2 separate regions of the Homo sapiens genome follow, and region 1 is linked to region 2. Evidence: chromatin loops called from intact Hi-C (ENCODE). Cell type or tissue: heart left ventricle. All regions are shown on one strand. Each heading gives the region's core, and the rest is flanking DNA. Links, peaks and the distances in the headings are about the cores only.

Evidence for each region. Peaks named below come from ENCODE experiments on the same cell type or tissue, not always from the same donor. Only the 100,000 strongest peaks of a DNase experiment are listed, where the experiment ranks them.
Region 1: a loop joins it to region 2, with 2.0 times the contacts of the local background. A loop is called at or near these places in 7 of 110 quality-filtered maps.

The regions. Positions count from the first base shown.
Region 1 is chr22:31,853,336-31,856,255 of GRCh38, reverse strand. All of the region lies in intron 31 of DEPDC5 (DEP domain containing 5, GATOR1 subcomplex subunit), which reads right to left. Among named protein-coding and RNA genes, the nearest start is that of YWHAH, 90 kb to the left of the region's middle. In heart left ventricle, for the core only: no CTCF peak of the experiment used is centred there; no DNase peak of the experiment used is centred there.
Region 2 is chr22:31,953,671-31,956,538 of GRCh38, reverse strand. YWHAH (tyrosine 3-monooxygenase/tryptophan 5-monooxygenase activation protein eta) reads right to left here. Exons shown (of 2, transcript NM_003405.4): 2 at 1-400. Among named protein-coding and RNA genes, the nearest start is that of YWHAH-AS1, 9.7 kb to the right of the region's middle. In heart left ventricle, for the core only: no CTCF peak of the experiment used is centred there; no DNase peak of the experiment used is centred there; H3K27ac peaks cover 1,943 bases.

The DNA.
Region 1 (2,920 bases), core at 217-2,716, 100 kb after region 2:
AGTGTGTGTGTGTGTGTGTGTGTCATAGGCAATGAAGTGTGTGTGTGTGTGTCATAGGCAATGAAGTGTGTGTGTGTGTGTGTGTGTGTGTGTGTGTGTGCGCGTTGGCCCAACTCAGCACATCTCTGAGGGCTGTTCCAGTGGGATCTCCTGAGGCTGTCACTGGGTCTGGGCTGTAGTCCAGCTTCTCTTGGCACCCACTCCGGTTTCTTCCCCATCTCTCCCACAGGTGTTGTGCCCAAGGGCTCTCCTTAATAAGCATCCTATATGCTACACCCCATCTCAGTCCGCTTCCCTGAGAACCCAATTTGCAACACTTTTCTTATCTTAAATTCTGACACTTTTGTTACTCAATGAGAAGTAATCACATACCAGGGATGCAAAAATATGTTTCCATAGTAACCTGTTGCACTCTCCCTTAAATTTTTTTTTTTACATTCTGAAAAAATACAAACATATACAAAAGTAAAGAGGACAATATAATGAACCCCTACATATCCCTTACCAAAATTATATCATTAGAGCCATTCCGGTTTCATCCATACACCCTGCCTACCCACATGAAATATTTTGAAGTTGGCCAGGCGCAGTGGCTCACGCCTGTAATCCCAGCACTTTGGGAGGCCGAGGCAGGCGGATCACGAGGTCAAGAGATCGAGACCATCCTGGCTAACACAGTGAAACCCCGTCTCTACTAAAAATACAAAAAAAATTAGCCGGGCGTTGTGGCGGGCGCCTGTAGTCCCAACTACTTGGGAGGCTGAGGCAGGAGAATGGCGTGAACCTGGGAAGCGGCACTTGCAATGAGCCGATATCGCGCCACTGCACTCCAGCCTGGGCGACAGAGCGAGACTCCGTCGCAAAAAAAAAAAAAAGAAATATTTTGAAGCAAAACTCACACATTGTTTCATCCTTAAACATTTCAGTATCTCTAAAAGATAACAATTTTTCTAATGTCAAATATTTCCTCAATTGTCTCAAAAAAATTTTTTTAGCTGGGCACAGTGGCTCACACCTGTTATCCCAGGACTTTGGGAGGCCAAGGTGGGTGGATCACGAGGTCAGAAGATTGAGACCATCCTGGCCAACATGGTGAAACTCTGTCTCTACTAAAAATACAAAAATTAGCCAGGCGTGGTGGCGCACGTCTGTAGTCCCAGCTACTCTGGAGGCTGAGGCAGGAGAATCGCTTGAACCTGGGAGGCAGAGGTTGCAGTGAGCCGAGATTGTGCCACAGCACTGCAGCCTGGGCGACACAACAAGACTCTGTCTTAAAAAAAGAAAAAAAAAAAAAAAACCAGCAAGACTCAATTAAGTCCTTACATTGTCATACATTATATCTCTTAAGTCCTTTTTAAGGTATAAGCTCCTCTTCATCTCTCCTTATCCTTGCAATTTATTTGTTAAAGAAAGTAGCTCTTTAGCCCTGTAAACTTACACAGTCTGGATGTGCTGATTACATCCCTTTATTATATAACATGTTCTTCTGTGCCCTGTACTTCCTGAGAAGCAGAAGTTACATCAAGGGATTTGGGCAGATTTTGGTCAAATTTTGGGCCACTATTCTTCCTAAGTGGTACCGTGCACTTCTGCCTGGAGGCCCAGAATGGCTGCCTCTCTCTTATGATGTGAGCTGCCACTGATAATCTTTGCTAGATCCATTCATTCATCAGAGACTATACACAGTGACAGTCCATCATTCCTTCTGTATTTATTAGCTGGGATATTTTAAAAAGAGAAACTTCCCCACACCAATTACTTGGATGCTCTAAGGTGTAATTCACAGGACAAAAAACTAGGTGCTAGATTATTTTCCTTGTCCACTGACACCACAGTCTCTCTTTCTATCACAATGCAGTGTGTTTTCCTCCAAGCCTCATCCACAAATGCATGCTGTGAGATTCTTGCATCCCCAGTGACCACTTGGATTTGTCATCTGATGCACACGACAGTCCACATGTACTGAGTCACCTGCTATATGCTGATGCACTGACTAGGAGTCAGGGATTCTGAGAAGAAGACTGACCCTGTCCTTGCCCTTAGAAGCTCTTCTTCTAATGGCTCAGGAAGAGGGGACTGCCACAAAACCACCAGGTACAATGCATATGTGTATACATGAGAACATACATGAGAACATACATGAGGGCATGCTCAGGTATGTTCAGCCAGGAGGGGGTCACTAGCCACACCTCCATGGAGGTAGTGACACATATGCACCGGGTGGGCCTTAAAGGGTGGGCAGGAGGAAGACACAGCCTACACAGAAGCAGGAAGGGTAAAAGCACGCAGACGCCCTTCACGTGCCTCTGCAGGCAGATGGCACACTGTGGCTCATTGCTGGCAGGCTTTCCCCAGAAAGGCCTGAGTAAGACGCACATACTAGAGCCACCTTGGACAGAACATGAATGTCCATCTGCTTTGGTGGGGTCTCTCTCTCTCTGCCCTGACTTGGCTGTCATCCTCATCTAATAGGAACAGAAAAGCCCACTGGCCAGCACCTGCTGCCCAGACTGGTCCCACTGCTATTAATCAGCACAAAGCTAAGATTCCAGGGTTTCTGTCTTTCACAAGAGCCCGACTAAATGTATATGCCTACAGATAAAGATGGGAAGAAAACTGGAAGAAATATACACAGTTAAGATGGTGGGACTACAGGTGAAATTCTGTAAGCGCTTTCATGCTGCTGTATGTTGTCTGCTGTATGTTGTTTTGCATAATAAAATGGAATCTGGGGCAGTGAAAGAAAAAGAAAAACACATAAATAAAAAATTCTGTGCAAGCAAATGTTATACAAATGTTATATAAATGTCTGGTTCCCTCTACTCTACCTCTATTCAGAAAATGTAGCACGTCTCCCGGGAGCAGTCATCCGTGGCAAGGAGGAAGTCTTGGGTCTCTTTGTCCTGCCTCCTGCCTTGGG
Region 2 (2,868 bases), core at 1-2,500:
CTTTGCTGATTTCAAAGGCTTCCTTGTAGGCAGCTTCAGAAGCTTCGACCACACTGTTTTTCTTCTCCCCAGAAGCGACCTCTGCTAAGTAGCGGTAGTAATCACCCTTCATTTTCAGGTAAAACACCTTGCTCTCATACTGGAAATCATTGCAGTTCTTGATCAGGAACTTGTCAAGCAGAGACAGGACATCATTGCAAACTGTCTCCAGCTCCTTCTCAATCTTCTCCCGGTAAGCTTTAACTTTCTCCAATTTCTTTTCGTTTCCATCAGCCATGGTTTTCTGCTCAATGCTGCTAATGACCCTCCAGGAAGATCGCCTGGCACCAACCACATTCTTGTAGGCCACAGAGAGGAGATTTCGATCTTCATTGGAGAGAGGTTCATTCAGCTCTGTCACCTGCAAAACCCCAAAAAGATAAACATTGAAAGCAAAATCTGAAAATCTTGGTAAGAAGCCTTCCCTTCAACATAATCAACAATCCTTCTCAAGAACGGAATTACGAACAGGTCAGTCACTCTGGAGAATAAAAACCACCCATGGATAAAACCAATATAGACATGAACCCTATGTGAAGAAAGACTATAGTCTAACAGAAGAGATAAATACTTGGCACCCAAAACAGAAAATCATAGGGGCTTGAGAAATTCATAATTCGGGTCTGATAAGATGTTGCTTTCACCTTGGTAGAGGAATGGGACTAAGGATAATTATGAAAAGGTTGTACAGCAGCAGTACATAATGGTGAAGAAGAAAACCTCGAGCTTCAGCCATTCTGCAAAAGATACTCTGAACAGGCCGGGCGCGATGGCTTATGCCTGTAATCCCAGCACTTCAGGAGGCCAAGGGCGGGCAGATCATGAGGTCAAGAGATCGAGACCATTCTGGCCAACATGGTGAAACCCCATCTCTACTAAAAATACAAAAATTAGCTGGGCGTGGTGGCACGCGCTTGTAGTCCCAGCTACTTGGGAGGCTGAGGCAAGAGAAACTCTTGAACCCGGAGGTTGCAGTGAGCCCAGATCGTGCCACTGCACTCCAGCCTAGCTAGCGACAGAGCAAGCCTCCGTCTCAAAAGAAAAAAAAAAAAAAAAAAAAGATACTCTGAACAGTAAGATCGTACGGTCCCTTTGTCAAATGTTCAAAGACAACAGACTGGAAGTGTTCCAGACTCTGCTTCCAGCTTTATACTCTGGAAAGAACCAACCACTCCTCAAATACACATTAACAGATGGTGGGGCTTCACAGATCAGATGGAACATCACACAGATCCAGTGGCCAGAGCTTCGCCCTGTGTGGCTACACATGGAACCCTAACTGATACTCCCAGCCCTCTCCCAAACCAAAATGAAGAACAATTCATAAGTGACATGAAAGTACCCCCAGCTCCTAGTGAAAGGAAGCACAGCTACTCAGCAGGAAGTTGTACTCTGACCTACCTCACAGGAAACTCTGGTCATCAAGGATGGAAGCATCAATTATTTTAAGTGGAAGAGTTAAATTTCACAAGCTTTAACTTCCCTTAGTTCTCCATGATGCCAACTACAAGTGAACTAGCTATGCAGTTAGTAGGAAGAGCATTATTAGACTTTGCAGTGGTTGAACTGTATCCCCCGCCAAAAGATACGCTGAAGTTCTGACCCTAGGTTCCTGTGAATGTGAGCTTATTTGGAAATAGGGTCTTTGCAGATGTAATTAGTTAAGATGAAGTCATACTGGACATTAGGGTGTGCCCTAAGTGCAATTACAGGTGTCCTTATAAGGATAGTGAGATTTTGACACACACACAGGAAGAATGCCATGTGACAGTGGAGGCAAAGACTGGAGTGACGCATCTACAAGCCAAGGAACACCAAGGGTTGCCAGAAGCCACCAGAAGCTGGGAGAGTGCCTAGGAAGGATTCTTCCCTAGAGCCTTCAGAGGGAGCGTGGCCTGCCTACACCTCACTTTCAAACTTCTAGCGTCCAGAACTATGAGAGAATACATTTATTATTTTAAACTATCCAGTTTGTCGTACTAGGTTCAGCACCCCCTAGGAAACTAACAGAGTTTCCTAACAAGAGTTCCTAACAGAGTTGCTAACAGAGTTGGTCTGGGCCCAAGCAAAGAAAATGACTTCCTAAATTGACCCAGGACATTTCACAAGCCCTTAAAAGATGGTGTGTCGTCTAAAGTAGAGGGATTCCTTAATATGACCTACTGGTAAAGGTCTTTAATTTTATTAAATCAGTCTCTGCTTATCCAAAAGGTCTTTAATTTCAATAATGAAAAAAAAGAAAGCAAAGCACTTAGGAAACCATAAAACACTAAACAAAAAAGGTATTACTTAAACCAATCTGTAAGGACAGAACCTCCAGAGGGAAAAGGCCAAGTTCATTGGGGAAAGTTATCAATAGCATATTCAAATAGACACACTTAAAATGGATTGAGAAGACTGAGCAGTGGAGTATCAGAAATCATGAACAATGATGGTTTATTTGGGGAATTAGTGGTTCAAGGACATAAGCAGCAAGTGTAATCATTATTACAGGTAAAAATCAGAAAACGTGCCAAGTTCTCACAAAGTAAAACAAGCAATTGTCTGAGTCCTCCCTACCCCCAAGCCCCAGACAAAATAAAAATACCAGCTCACTCTTAATTTCTCCATTTCCCTGTCCCCAGGACCCCTACTCTTCTGCTACAAACCCTTAACACAGGCAAAGTCTCTCCTTTGCCTACCCACTTCTTTCTTCAGTGTGGTCTTTGGCTAACAGCTATCCTGACCATTCCCCAGGGGTGCTGCCTCCACTCTGGTCAAGCCAGGGTTCTCATTATTCATCCTCACATATTCATTAGTAGTCTCCATACCTCTCACTGTGATCTGCCC